Linked DNA regions of Homo sapiens: region 2 is linked to region 1. The links are chromatin loops, found by intact Hi-C in ENCODE. Cell type or tissue: GM12878. All regions are shown on one strand. Links, peaks and the distances in the headings refer to the core of each region. The heading gives the core; the rest is flanking DNA.

Evidence for each region. Peaks named below come from ENCODE experiments on the same cell type or tissue, not always from the same donor. Only the 100,000 strongest peaks of a DNase experiment are listed, where the experiment ranks them.
Region 2: it touches region 1 in a loop (6-fold over the local background); 4 of 110 quality-filtered maps call a loop at or near these places.

The regions. Positions count from the first base shown.
Region 1 is chr6:86,932,383-86,940,461 of GRCh38, reverse strand. HTR1E (5-hydroxytryptamine receptor 1E) reads right to left here and starts at 2,934. Exons shown (of 2, transcript NM_000865.3): 1 at 2,639-2,934. RefSeq lists enhancers at 2,040-2,594, 2,595-3,150. In GM12878, for the core only: a CTCF peak has its summit at 3,212 (motif pointing right); no DNase peak of the experiment used is centred there; H3K27me3 peaks cover 250 bases.
Region 2 is chr6:85,768,572-85,776,650 of GRCh38, reverse strand. No RefSeq gene overlaps it. Among named protein-coding and RNA genes, the nearest start is that of SNHG5, 94 kb to the right of the region's middle. RefSeq lists an enhancer at 3,199-3,832. In GM12878, for the core only: no CTCF peak of the experiment used is centred there; no DNase peak of the experiment used is centred there.

The sequences.
Region 1 (8,079 bases), core at 1,039-6,038:
TGGGCTCAAGCGATCCTCTCACTTCAACCTCCCAAGTAGCTGGGACTACAGGTACACACCACTATACTTGGCTCATTTTAAATTTTTTTGTAGAGATGAGTTCTCATTATTTTGCTCAGGCTGGTCTCGAACTCATGGGCTCATGTGATCCTCCTGCCTTGGCCTCCTAAAGTGTTGGAATTACAGGTGTGACCCATCATGCCTGGCTGAGATCTACTTTTCATTTGCAGCCTTGGTATCTTGGTGGTGGTGGGGGTAGCATATTGAGCCCACCTGGGGAATGGGTGGTGCTTGAGCCAGGTGGGGACAATGTGCTGTGAATGATATACCTTACTTCCCTCTTCAATAATAACCCCATCACGCAGCAGGAAATTGAAATATATTGCAGTGTTACCTGAACTAGAGGTGTGTCCTGGATTTTGTCTCTTCCTAGGCACCACTTCTGAAAAACGCTGACTTCGTTATCTTCCTCAAAAGAATGGAAACTTATTTACATGATTGTTGCTGACCAGGCATCGATAAGAAGAAATGGGGAGCAAATATTTTGTATAGACACCAGAATGGCTAATAAAGGTGACATCACGCTGAGTTGCAAGGTAGGCACCATTCCCTTGGGCAAATGTTGAGAGACATGAGCCATCGTTTCCATGCACTTGGTCTGGGACTAGGCCTTGAATGAAGTCATTATGGCAGAAGAGGAAAGAATGAAAACTTGATTTTACTATGCTTGTGATGCTGATTTCTGTGGAATTTAAAACTTGTTAGCTGGTGGATACACATTGTTAATTTGAATACTCTTCATTATAAAAATAATCTGCTAAGTTTTCATCCCTGGAAATTGTTATGAAAGCGAAAACAAGCACGTAAGGGAATATTTGAACATGCATATACCTAATGACCAGAGTCATGGCTACACTTTAAAAGGCTCCTTTCTAGCTCTGTTACTAGAAGTCTCAATTGAGATCTATAGCAATCCTTGGAGCTTCTGCAGCCCATGTCAGGTGATGATGACACAATAGTTAAGTTCTATCAACAATGATGAATCAGGATTTGAGTGAGTTTCTCTATATAGCTCTCTTAGTGATGAAATACCTCTATGCAGCAAAATAGTTAGTGGTGAGGTGCTATGCAATTTTAGAAATAAGCAACATACTCTGTTTTAAATATGATACAGAAACTGAGCTGAGTCCCACTTAGGAGGTGGGCTTCATCATCACAACTCCGTGGGCTGGAGGCTAAAGCTCTGAAGGGAGGAAAAACAGAGGCAGGCATATTTTGTGCATTTGTTAAATGGGCCTCAAATGCCTCCATTCATTTATTTGTTGAAGACAGGGTCATCTCATTTAATTCAGCAGGAAAGCAACTGTACCAGAAAGAGAAAAGCTGTCTCAATCTTCTCTGTATTTCAAAGGTATTTCACATATGCTCCTCATGAAGGAGACCGCACAGGGAATCAGACCCACGTGCCTGCTTTGCCTCTCTTGCGCAGGATTAAGTAAGGGAAGCCCCTGATTCACAAGTGCATCCTGGCTGTTTAAGGTTATGCATATTGTGTCTGAATGTACAACTATGATAAATATATATTCTGGAGCAATGTTAAATTCAGCTTAGGACGATGTACTGCTTAGAGCTTTGAGGGAAAACATAAGAATGATAAAATGAGCCTAAATTATTTTGGAAAAAACACTGCTCCCCCAACCCATTTGACGATCTATTATTTCCTCCTGGGCTGCTCCCTCCCCAAGAGATTTGGTGCAGGAGGCAAGGAAGGACAATAAGAAAGGTTAGGAAGAAACACCTTGGGATGCTGACACCATCTGCCTTATCCTTCTAACTCAAGGACAAGCAGCGTTGGGTTGAATACAAGGTCCTTTCTTCCAAAACTGGGCACAGGCAGAAATATACATATAGATGCAAAACCACTATGATCCTGTGATAGGAGCTGGAATCACTTCCCTTTAGACTCAATTTCCTTTCCTTTTCGTTAGGTAGGGGGTCAGCCTCTCACCTTGCAGTATTGGGTGGAGATGGCTTAAGACCAAACTTCTCATCTTAACTCTTACTTCCAAGATTTATTTTGTATTTTAAAAAAAATGAGCCTGCCTCATTACCTCCACACCTGGGCATTTTGTTTATCAGGACTGAGCACAGTATTATTTTCTGAGGGCTGGAGCAACAGTGCAGTCCTTTCTAATCAAAGGTTTTTTAATCAGCTGGCTTTGAAATCACACAGTTCTTCCGGGGTCCCTGGAGCACACCACCTCCCTGTGATTTCTACTCAAGTTTTCCCTGGCCCCCCCCAGCACCCGTTCCATACCTATTTAATCTTTAAGCTGCCTCTAATCCTTTTGCAAGGAAGCAGGATGAAATGCTCAAACCACAGTTATACACAATGTTGATTCTCAGGTTCACACATTTGAGGAATTGTTTGAACAAGAAATGCTCTCTGTACTATAATCCAGGGTGCAGGCACGGTGCCCGGGCGACCCTCAGTCTCCCTCCGACACCCCGCATCCCAACTCCCGCCGCCTTTGCGCCTCAAAGCTGGCAAACATCCCCAAGCCAGAGCTGGAGTACCTGGAGTGGGTGGGGGTAAGAAGGGAAGCCAAGGTCGTCCCGGAAGGTGTGCGCCCCTCACCTTGTGGACGGTGCGTGCAGCCGCGCCGCACTGGGCAAACCGGCACGTCCAGCTGGCTCCAGAAGTCTCACTCGGAACCCGCTCCTTTTTCTCCTGAGCTGGATCAGAGCACTGCTTCTCTCAACATTCGATTCTGGAGTACGTTGAGCCCAGGGCGTTCTCCCCGCCAGCGTCCTTGCCCGCGCCAGTGCCCGCCGGGGTGCGGCGAGACAGAACCTGGGAGCGCGGCGCGCCGGGCAGCCCGAGGCACCGCTGGTGGCAGGCGCTGCGCTTCGCCGAGTCTGGGCGCCTGGACTGGAAGAGGAGGCGAGAGGGAGAGAGCGGGGAAGAGGAGGAGGAGGAGCAGGAGCAGGAGCATGGGCAGGGGCAGTCTGCTAAATCATCTACGCAGGTCGCAGCCTCCCGGGACACCGTGAACGGAGAGGGGGGTGGTGGGTGTGGGATGAAAAGATGAGCCCGGGTGTGAGGCAGGTGGTATTGTGAACTGGAGGTCGCAGCTCCGAGGTACTCCAGGTCTTGCTTAGGTTATAAAAGAGAAATTCTGGAGCTGATGGCGCCTTAGGGCTCCCGGTTGCAGACACTAGAGGGCAGGGCTGTCCATGTTATAAACCGGGCCAGCGGGGTTGGAGGTGTGGGCAAGGGACTCACCTCCTGAGCCCCTTGCCGGCCACAGCCCTGGCGGAGAAGGGGAAAATAGATACAACAAGGGGGCAGACCCTACTCCCTTCTTCTGTAGCGAGCCTGGGTTGAGGAGGGAGAGGAACGGCGGGAGCAGTTGACGGGTTTGCACGCTTTCTCTACGCGGTTCCAATGGCAAACAGACCCTCTGGAGGTGCATTTCTTAGCCCTCCTCCAGGGGAGATTACAGTCAACATCCACAGGATGCCTCAAGGAGAGAGATTACAAGGAAGGGGTGAGGGAGAAGTGGACGAAAATTGGGGTGGGTCAAAGTGGAAGGGGGGAAGAGAGGTGGGGAAAGCAGTGAAGAAAAGGAGACGGAGAGTGGAGTGGTTGGGGCTGAAAGACCTGCTGAAGCAGCCTTGCCATTTTTTTTTTTTTTGAGGGAAGTCTACCTGGGCGCCATCTCAGGTTGTCAGAGGGCTTTGTGCTCTTCTGAGGGTGCCAGGGGCTGTTCTTTTTGTTGTTCTGCTGCCGCAAGGTCAGAAAAGTTAAGCTGGGAGGGACTTTGCAGAATCCTGGCATTGCTAAAAGAAGCTTCCTTACGGCTGGTTGGTTATTCTCTGTGGAGAACTTGGGTGACTCAACATTGAAGCCTAACATGGATTGAGCCCCTGCCATTGTAAAAAAGAAAATCAGATTGTTCAAACTAGCCATAAAATGAACTAGACAATCTTATGGAGACAGTATGATCTGTAGACAGCCTGATACACAAACCTTAGAGTTGAAAGGACCTTGGAAACCATGTAGGCAACTTGGGTAGCTGCCCCAAACACCTGCCTCACACTTTTCTTTCTGGTTTGTAGCCTTATGGCTGATTTGAAAAACACTTTAAGTTATTTATTTATTTTTTGAAGTTTGACAATTCTAAACCAAATGAAACCCTTCTTCAGTTCAAAAAGCGAGCCTGTGTGCCCTTCTCCTGCCTTCTAGAGCGCCTCTCAAGGCCAGCAGGGGTTGACTGATGGATTATCAGGGGAATTTCACTGAACAAGAGAAAGGAAGGTTGGTAAACTATAGTCTTAAATTGTGATTTGCTTCTGTTAATCCCATTAAACTGAGAATAGGCTTAAGTAGACTGAAGTCTAACAGGAGGATGAGGTGGAAATATGTTTTCCTACTAAAGATGACACATCTTGAAGTTTGTTTGATGATAAAGGTGTTATGTAAAAATAAGCAGAACAAGAATCATTCCTCATTTTAAAAAAGAATCTTATAGGACTGAAGATATTTTAGATATCCCAAGAGAGTAAGTAAGGACATTGTTCTACTCTTGCAAGTTTGGAGTTCCTCCAAAATATAAAGGAAATATGAGTTTGTTAAATTGCTTTATTTAAAATTGATTTACCTATTTTTTGGTTATTACAACATAAGGAACTATGGAAACAAATATTATACACTTGGAAACTTTCCTGAACATACCTCAGAATACCCGCTTTTTGGCAGATGTTCAGCTTTATGAAGTGTCTGATTATTTTCAAGCTATTAATTAACTTCTGGCATATATTCTACCAGTTTTAATAAAATCAATGCTCTCTTAATCAAGAGCTGCTAATTCAATTTGTATTACCCATTTGAGTTTCCAGTGGCCTCTATGAGTGCTTTAAGATTGCAGGTATATGTAAATCACATCCCCATTTCATAATAGAGAATTCCTTGTCAGTTAGAAAAACTATAAGGATTGCCTGGAGCCCTGGGCATCTGGCATAAAAAAGTCATCAACTTGCAGCGGGAACTCAAAAGTCACTATGAAGAAATTAACTTATCAAATCCACTCATTCATTAATTCAAAAAATGTTGGTAAATATCTACCACGTTTGAGGCATGGGGCAACTTCTAGGACTAAAATAATGAAGGAACAGTTTATTCTCTCAGTGGGAAGACTAATTCCCAAACTAGTAAATCCATTCCAGAGTAACAGTTTGGAGAAGGGGTAAGTACAGGATGTTATGGGAGCACAGAGGAGGGCAATCTAATCCAGGTTTTAGGACCAGGGAGTAATTTCTGGAAGTGGTACTGACAGTGGTGATGTGTATAGATGGTGGGGTGGTTGATAGTGGTTGGGAGAGGGAAAAATCATGAACAATGGATTCCCTCTATCTCCAAGACAATCCTAATTACATTTGTTAATTTTTCACTTGGATGCTGGAACTTCACATTAATAGATGAGGAAGCAAGCATGCACATGGTACATTTTTCTGCTAGAAGTAAGACTACAAGTTTTGTGAGGCAGGAGCTGTTTATAACTTGTTCATCACACGATTACAGAGAAGAATCAAGATTCTGGTTGACATTGTCTGTCATTTCCTACCTCCACCACGGAAGTGGGAATGAAACATGAAGGGAAGGCATTATGGTGGCGAGGGAGCTCACATTTCTGAGCTCACACCATCCTAGGTGCTCTCCATACATGATTCCACTAAACAATTTCAACAACCCTGTGACATGGTTCTCTCATTTTACTGTTGATTTCAAAGACTGAGCTTCAAATTGCATTTTATGTCTGTGGTGTGACAGAGGCTAGAGGGAGAGAATGAAATGTTTATAGGTAGGTTTCAACATTTGTCAGCTTTCAGGAAGTTATGCTATAGTAACCAAGCATAACCCCCAAATCTCAGTGGCTTGCTATGGTAGAAGTTAGTGGCTTGCTAATAAAAGTATTAGCTGTGGATTGTCTGCAGCTCCATTTGGGGATCCAGACTGATGAAGCCAGGCCATTTTTATGGTAGAGGGAAGAGTAACGGGGGAACATCACAATGGTTCTTAAAGCTTCAGCTGAATTATAAGATAAATCACTTATGCTTACATTCCATTGGCTAACCCAAATCATATGGCTAAGCCAGATGTCAACTGAATAAAAAGCAGGTTTCCTCCACTAGGAAGGATTCCAGGGAGGGCTTCTGTAAAGATGGGCCTGGGAGTCACAATATTTTGTGAATAAATTATTAAATTGACAACAATCTCCAGCAATGCTTTTGAATGAAGGCATTTTCACTATAAAATGTTTTATTTGTTGATACTATTCGCTGTGTTCACCGACCTCACGATACAGGGAGCAAAATAATGAATTTAGGTTTATTAGCTTAATCAACTAGAATATAGCTTAATTGGTTAGAATACATCATCTAGATCTAAACTGTTCAGGGAACAGTTGGCAAGGTGGCCTTGCACTGAGAAAAAGCTCTACTCTCTGGCCGAAAACTGGCTCGTACTCCTTGTTGGCATGTGCTAATATTTGTTCCCAGGAGGAAATAATTAAGGCAGACTTGGTAGAATAAAACCTCAAGCTCTAGTGGTCTTGACAGTGGTTCATGATCAACACATTTTTTTTCATCAAAAGTAATCATGAGAAGCAGCTCACTTACTCATGAGTAGAAATAGTTGATACATTTTCGATAACTATTTCTTGAACACCTCCAACCTGGAAGTTTGAAAGAGATATAGGACTTGGTCCCTTCTCTAAAGGAACTAAAAACCCAAGGTAGGAGAAGGCATTTACATGAATGACTACATGAAAGAGCTGAAGGAGCAGAGAAGCCTCTACGGAGGAATTGGGGCTTTGGAAAGATGTGTAGAGTCTGAGTAGGCCCTCTTGGTGTAGGGCTAATTTTTCTGTCTTCCTGCCCTCCAGTGCATGCTTCTCTTTGCTCCAGGGAGCTATCACTATGTGCCATGCATGTGCATCTGGGGACTCACCAGCCTAACCCTTTTCTCAAATGGACAGGCCAGAAGCCCTGTGTTATGACCATGTGGGCTAAACAATTATGTCCCTTTGCCCCTGTGTTCTTTTTTATTTTTCAGTTTTATGAATTTTTTATTTTTGTGGGTATATAGGAGGTATATATATTTTTGGAGTACATGAGTACTACAAGCATGCCATGTGAAATAAGCAAATCATGGAGAATGGGGTATCCATCCCCTCAAGCATTTATCCTTTGAATTACAAACAATTAAATTATACTCTTTATTTTAAAATGTACAATTAAGTATTATTGACTATAGTAACCCTGTTGTTCTATCAAATAGTAGGTCTTATTCACTCTTTCTGTTTTTTTGTACCCAAGTTCCTGTATTATTAAATAAATAACTTACAAGTGGAAACCATGAAGACACAAAAAACAAGCAGTGTGTAGATCAAGGTTTGGTAACTGGTGTGAAGGACAGGGGTGGCTGCTTTTGAAAGTGACACATCTATTCATGCATAGGCATTCTTGTAATGGAGAACTCCTTTGTTTCTGCCACTCTTGAGTCCTAGTCAAAGCTGTCAGTCCTTGTTATGTGTTCATAGGTGGCATTTGGTGATTTGGGAGGTGATTCGTCGATGTTAGGGCAGCGCCCTGCTTTCACCGTTCTGCTTGACAATATGTAGGCTGTTCATCAAGCATTCTGACTCTAGAGTGAAACTTCAGGGTTCAGATACCAGCTCCACTACTTACAGCAGAGTGACCTTAGGCCAACTTATTGTACATTTGTCTCAGTTTGCAACATCTCTAGAATGGGGATGATAAGTCTTGTACGAGGGTTTCTCACATGAGACAGTGCATTAAAGTTCATGGCACAGTGGCTGGCACACAGTAAGTAATGGGTGTTAGCTATTACTATGATCTTTTCCTTTTTATTTACTGTGTAAGAAGTAGATTCATTTCTCAGATTATTTTTAATGTCTGTGCCTCTGGTTTCTGGCTCTTTTCTTCCAGCCTGCATATAGAGCTTTTCTAGCCTAAATATTCCCTGTACCCCTCTCTACTCCCCGCTTTTCCTTG
Region 2 (8,079 bases), core at 1,634-6,633, 1.2 Mb after region 1:
TTGTTGTTGTTTGGAGATGGAGTCTCACTCTGTCACCCAGGCTGGAATGCAGTGACCCCATCCCAGCTCACTGCAACCTCCACCTCCCAGCTTCAAGTGATTCTCCTGCCTCAGCCTCCCAAGTAGCTAGGATTACAGGCATGTGCCACCATGCCCAGCTAATTTTTGCATTTTTTTAATAGAGACGGGGTTTCACCATGTTGTCCAGGCTGGTCTCAAACTCCTTACCTCGGGTGATCCACTCGCCTCGGCCTCCCAAAATTCTGGAATTGCAGGCATGAGCCACTGTGCCCAGCCAAAATGCAAAGTTTTTATTCATTTTCTTTTTGTGTGTATGCAGTGTAAAGTAGTCATCAGTTTGAAGTAATGGGTTATAAGATAGTACATGCAAGCCTCACGGTAAGCTCAAATCAAAAAAATATGCAATGGATACACAAAAACTAAAAAGCAAGAAATTAAATCATACCACCTGATACGGTTAGGCTTTGTGTCACCATCCAAATCTCATCTTGAATTATAATTCCTATAATCCCCACATGACAAGGGAGACACCACGTGGACACAATTGGATCATGAGGGAGGTTTTGCCCATGCTGTTCTCGATAGTGAGTGCATTTTCACCAGATATGATGATTTTATAGTGTTTGATAGTTCCTCCTGCATTCATTTTCCTTCCTACCACCTTGTGAAAAAGGTGTCTTGCTTCCCCTTCACCTTCTGCCATGACTGTAAGTTTCCTGAGGTCTCCCCAGCCATACTGAACTGTGAGTCAATTAAAACTCTTTCCTTTATAAATTTCCCAGTCTTGGGCAGTTCTTAACAGCAGTGTGAAAACAGACTAATACACCACCAGAGAAAATCATCTTAACTAAAAGGAAGACAAGAAGAAAGAAAAGAAGGAAGAGAAGACCACAAAACAACCAGAAAATAACAAAATGACAAAAGTATATCCTTACTTATAAATAATAATATTGAATGCAGTAGAGTAAACTCTACAATCAAAAGGCACAAAGTGGCTAAATGGATTTTAAAAATACCCAACAATCTGCTGCTGAAAAGAAATACATTTCACCAATAAAGGCACACATAGACTAAAAATAAAAAGATGAAAAAAAGATATTCCATGCCAATGGAAACAAAAAGAGGCAGGAGTAGCTATATTTATATCAGACAAAAATAGATTTAGAGACAAAAACTATAAGAAAAAACAAAGAAGGTCATTATATAATGATAAAGGGGTCAATTTAGCAAGAGGATATAACAATTGTAACTATATATGGACCAGATATATAAAGGAAATATTATTAGAGCTAAAGAGAGAAATAGACTCCCATACAATACTAGCAGGAGACTTCAACACCACATTTTCAGCATTGGATAGATCTTTCAGGCAGAAAATCAACAAAGAAACATGAAACATTCTGCACTATAGACCAAATGAACCTAGTAGATATTTACAGAACATTTTCTCCCATTGCTGCAGAATACCACATTCTTCTCACCACATGTATCATTCTCCAGGATAAGCCATAGGTTAGATCACAAAACAAGTCTTAATAAAAGAAAAGAAATAATATCAAGTATCTTCTGACCACAATGGAATAAAACTAGACATTAATAGCAAGAGGAATGTTAGAAACTATACAAACACATAGAAATTAAACAACATGCTCCTGAATGAACAGTGGGTCAATGAAGAAATTAAAAAGGAGATTTTAAAATTTCTTGAAAGAAATGATGGTGGAAACACAGCATACCAAAACCTGTGAGATTAGTACAGCAAAAGCAGCACCAAGAGGGAAGTTTATAGCAATAAGCAACCTATATAAAAAAAAACACTACAAATAAGTAACCTAATGATGCATCTTAAAAAACAATAAAAGAACCAAACCTAAAATTAGCAGAAAAAATAATATGACAGCAGAAATAAATAAAATTGAAATGAAGCAAACAATACAAAGATCAATGAACCAAAAAGCCATTTTTTTGAAAATATAAAACAAAATTGATAAGCCTTTAGATAGACTAAGAAAAAGAGAGACAAGATCCAAATAAATTAAATCAGAAATAAAAAAGAGACATTGTATCTGATACCACAGAAATTCAAGGGATCATTAGTGATTTTTATGAGTAGCCATTGGCTAATAAATTGGAAAATCAAGAAGAAATTAATAAATCTCTAGATACATACAATCCCGATTGAGCCATTAAGAAATCCAAAGCCTGAACAGACCAATAACAAGTAACAGGATGAAAGCCATAATAAAAAGTCTCCCAGCAAAGAAAAGCCTGGAACCCAGTGGCTTCACTGCTGAATTCTACAAAACATTTGATGAAGAATTAATGTCAATCCTATTCAAACTGTTCTGAAAAACAGAGGAAGAGGAAATATATCTAAACTCATTCTAAGAGGCCAGTATTACCCTGATACTAAAACCAGACAAAGAACAACAACAAAAAAAACACTACAGGCCAATATCCCTGATGAACATTGATGCAAAAATCCTCAACAAAATACTAGCAAACTGAATTCAACAACACATTAAGAAGAGCATTCATCATGATCATGTGGGATTTATCCCAGGGATGCGAGGATGGTTCAACATATGCAAATCAACCAATGTGATACATCATATCAACAGAATGAAGGACAAAAGATGTATGATCATTACAATTGATGCTGAAAAGGCATTTGATAAAATTCAACATCCCTTTATGATAAACCCTCAAAAATCTGGTATGGAAAGAACAGGCCGGGCACAGTGGCTCATGCCTGTAATCCCAGCACTTTGGGAGGCCAAGGTGGGCAGATGACAAGGTCAGAAGACCGAGACCATCCTGGCCAACATGGTGAAACCCCATCTCTACTAAAGATACAAAAATTAGCCAGGCGTGGTGGCATGCACCTGTAGTCCCAGCTACTCTGGAGGCTGAGGCAAGAGAATCACTTGACCCCGGGAGGTGGAGGCTGCGATGAGCCAAGATCATGCCACTGCACTCCAGCGTGGGCGACAGAGCAAGACTCTGTCTCAAAAAAGAAAAAAAAGAAAGAACATATGTGAACATAATAAAAACCATATATGACAGACCCACAGCTAGTATCATACTCAATGGGGGAAAACTGAAAGCCTTTCCTCTAAGATCTGGAGTCCAAAAAGAATGCCCACTTTCAACACTGTTATTCAACATAGTACTGGAAGTCCTAGCTAAAGCAACAGACAAAATAAAGAAATAAAGTGCATTCACATTGTAAAGAAGGAAGTCAAATTATCCTTGTTTGCAGATGATATGATCTTCTATTTGAAAAAACCCAAAGACTCCACCAAAAAGCTATTAGAACTGACAGAGGACAGAACAATATGGCTGACTAGATGCAGCCAGGCAGAACAACTGCCACTGAGAACTGAGATTACTGGTGCACTTGTAACAGATCTTCAGAGGGAAGGCACCAAGAGTAGATGAAGGGAAGACATAGAAGCTGAAATGGAAGGGGAGGAACTGGGAACCATGCACAGGGCTACTGAGCATGAGGACTTTTTCCAGGCCCCCAGTGACTCTAGGGAAATGGGAGCATTGAACTGGCAAAGAGCAATGTGCTCTCACAAAGGGCATCTGGAAGCCCAGCAGGAGGCAACCCTTGACCACCACAAACACTCAAGCTGGCAGGGAGAGCTGTTTAGAGAAGTGGTAGCACAGCAAGCCAGCTAATGTGTAGCCCAAAGAGTTTGGTGTAGGAGTGTCTGCAGTGGAGCATGGCCAGAAACAGCCATCTCCCTAGGTTCAGCTTGCTCCCATAGGAGACTTTAGCCCTCGAAAAACTGTAGGGCCTGAACTTTGCATGGCAGTCTTGCCTGTCAGACTGGGCCAGTCCAACCTGAGCCCCCCTTGGTCTGCTGTCCTCCCCCAGGACTTCAGCCCGGCAACACCTGCTTGCAGTGCAGCCTTGGATGCCCTGGAGATCTGCATCATAGCTTCTGCACTGGCAGACCATGCTTGACCAGCAGAAAGCTCCAGCAGAGCAGCCCCCGCAGCCATGCACAGACTGCCCACCCCCTCCCCACACTGCAGGTTCCCCTGATCCCAGAGCAATCTTGCACATCACTTTGCCAGCACATGTGTGTATAGGCAGATTTTGCTTTCCTTGACCCACTAAGACACACGTGTGCATACAACATGCCCTGCCACTGCTGCAGCAGAAGTGCAACCTCATTCCCCCTTGCCCACCAAGCACCATTACAGTCAGAGCCTTAGTGGGCCCTGAATCTGCCAGCACCTAGTCCTTGTATCAACACTACTGCAGGAGTGAAATTAGGCATGAAGAACAGTGAACCCTCCCTCACCCTGTGCAATCATCCCTTACTGCAGTGCACAGAGAATGCACACAGACTTGCACCCACCACCGTCCTGCCTCCATGCAAACACCACCACCAGTGTGACCATACACATGGTTGCACTCCCCAACCCCTCTGAGCCTTATTGCCTCAACCACTGTGGTGAATGCCCATATAAAGGCAGGCATCTCAGCATGTACTAGCACCCTGCTACAGCAGATGAATGTGCACCCCGCCGTGCTGCCACTGCTGCTGCTGCTGGCATGCATAAATGAGGACAGATCCTGCTCTCACTGCACTATAAAATGCTTTGGCTGACACCACACCATCACCTCAGCCCAAAATTAATGTGCAAAAATCACAAGCATTCCTACACACCAATAACAGACAAACAGAGAGCCAAATCATGAGTGGATTCCCATTCACAATTTCTACAAAGAGATTAAAATAGCTAGAAATACAATCCAAAAGCTTTTTAATAAACTTTTACTCCTGCTTTAAAACTTGTGTCCACCTCTCCTTTCACCTTATGCTCCTCAGTCGAATTATTTCTTCTGAGAAGCCAAGAATTGAGGTTGCTGCACACCGTGTGGATAACTACCACCACTAACAAGGGTACTCCTGTTGAGGAGGTGAAGAAGACTGAAATCTAACTCAAATTCCAGACACCAAACCCTGCAGGAAGTGCCCAGAGGGAGGGGCTAGCACTGTAGGGGATAATGGTAGCATATTAAAAGAGGTTTTTTCACTAGAAAAAAAAAATTAAAATTTATGTGGAACCAAAAAAGAGCCCACATAGCCAAAGTAAAACTAAGCAAAAAAAAAAAAAAAAAAAAAATCTGGAGGCATCACATTACCTGACTTCAAACTATACTATAAATCTATAGTCACCAAAACAGCATGGTACTGGTATAAAAAAAGACACATAGAACAATGGAAGAGAATAGAGAACCCAGAAAATAAGCCAAATACTTACAGCCAAATGATCTTCAACAAAGCAAACAAAAACATAAAGTGAGGAAAGGACACCCTATTCAACAAATGCCCTATTCAACAAATGGTGCTAGGATATTGGCAAGCCACATGTAGAAGAATGCACCTGGACTGTCATCTCTCACCTTATACAAAAATCAACTCAAGATGAATCAAGGATTTAAATCTAAGATCTGAAACCATAAAAACTGTAGAAGATAACATTGGAAAAACACTTCTAGACATTAGCTTAGGCAAAGACTTCATGACCAAGAACCCAAAAGCAAATGCAGCAAAAGCCAAGATAAATAGATAGGATTTAATTAAACTTAAAAGCTTCTGCACAGCAAAAGAAACAATCAGCAGAGTAAACAGACAACACACAGAGTGGGAGAAAATTTTCACAATCTATGCATCTAACAAAGGACTAATATCCAGAATCTGTAATACAAGGAACTCCAACAAATTAGCAAGAAATAAAAAACAAAAATCCCATCAAAAAGTGGGCTAAGGACATAAATAAACAATTCTCAAAAGAAGATATACAAATGGCCAACAAACATATGAAAAATGCTCAACATCAGTAATAATCAGGGAAATGCAAATCAAAACCACAATGTGATACCATCTTACTCCCATAAAAATGTCCATAATCAAAAAGTAATAGATGTTGGCAGGGATGTGGTGAAAAAGAAACACTTTTACACTGCTGGTGGGAATGTAAACCAGTACAACCACTATGGGAAACACTGTGGAGATTCCTTAAAGAACTAAAAATAGAACTACCATTTGATCCAGCAATCCCACTACTGGTTATACACCCAGAGGAAAAGAAGTCATTATAAAAAAAAGTACTTGCACACACATGTTTACAACAGCAGAATTTAACAATTGCAAAAATCTGAAACCAGCCCAAATGCCCATCAAGCAAGTGGATAAAGAAACTGTGGTATATACATACCATGGAATACTATTCACCCACAAAAATGAATGAAATAATGGCATTTGCAGCAACCCGGATGGAATTGGAAGTAATTTGGGAATGGAAAACCAAACATCATATGCTCTCACTCATAAGTGGGAGCTAAGCTATGAGGATCCAAAGGCATAAGAATGATGCAATGGACTTTGGGGACTCAGGGGAAAAGATAGGAAGGGGATAAGGGATAAAAGGCTACCAGCTGGGTACTGTGTATACTGCCCAGGCGATGGGTGCACCAAAATCTCAGAAATCACCACTAAATAACTTATTCATGTAAGAAAACACCACCCATTCCCCCCAAAACCTATGAAAATAAAAAAAATTTAAAAAAGTTTTAAAAAGAGGTTCTTTCAACATAGACATCCAGAGGATTAACTTTCTATAGACTTTCTATCCAGCCCAATGAGAAAAATTTGAAAACAGATGTGACCAGAGAAGAGAATACACCTGAGGTTTATCTATCAGCTTTCCATTCCGTAGACCCAGGACAACCCACTTCCTGCAGGCTGATAAGCTGGTGAAGTTCAACCTTATAATATTAGGAGACTCAGAGAAGTAGCACTTTTGAATGTCAAGGTTGATTTCCCTCCAGTTACTTCTCAATCCATATGGGGACAACCATGTACTTATCAGATATGTAAATGTTTATTTTATCAAATAACTATTCCTAGAGCAATTGTAATGGAATACAGTTAATAATCCTTACAATATCCACTACAAAATGGAAAAGAAGGAATAAAGGAAAAAAAAGTTATTACCACCAAAAGAATATTGATCATATTTTAATTTTATGGGAGAAAATATTTGCAAACTACCCATCTGACAAGGGATTAATAATCAGAATATATAAGGAGCTCAAACCACTCTATAGGAAAAAATCAAATAACGGGATCAAAAAATAGGGAAAAGATTTGAACAGACATTTCTCAAAAGAAGATATACAAATGGCAAACAGGCATATGAAAAGGTGTTCAACATAATTGATAGTTAACGGAGTTTAAATGTGCTCACATAGCACGGTCCACCCTGACAGTCATGAATTATATGTACTTACAAAGGCATCTGATTTCTACTTATCTTATTTTCTTCTCACTTTTTCTTTTTTTATTATATTTTAAGTTCTGGGGTACATGTGCAGAAGGTACAGTTTTATTACATAGGTATACGTGGGTCACGGTGCTTTGCTGCACCCATCAACCCATCACCTACATTAGGTATGTCTCCTAATGTTATCCTCTCCTCACTTTTTCTAATGGAATCTTAGATCCAACAGAAAAAAAAAAAAAAACAGCTACTTCATAAGGCAAAAGAGAATTTGTCTAGTATGTTCTGAAATAATGCGTGCCCTTAAATTTAGGGTCTAGAACAGTAGGACTCCGTAGCCCAGAAATTCCCTAATTCCTCTATGATCAACACCACAGAAAGGTGAGAAGGAAAGGGAGTTGCTACTCTGCCATATCATTCTTTCATAAGATTGTACAGGGCCCCAAGGGTCAGACTGGGCCTTTTGCTGATAGCAATGTGAGTCAGGCCACAACAAAACCAATGTGTGCATGTATATTCAAATTGGAGTTCTTTTGTTTTGGGGTTTCAGGTTTTTTTTGTAGAGACAGGGTCTCCCTATGTTGCCCAGGCTGCTCTTGAACTCCTGGCCTCAAGCAATCCTCCCACCTCACCCATCCAAAGTGATTATAGGCATGAGTCCATGAGCACATACTGAAATTATCAATCAATCCAAAAAAAAATCATCACTATCTCTCTGTTTTATACAAAAAGGAAATGATGCTTCCACTG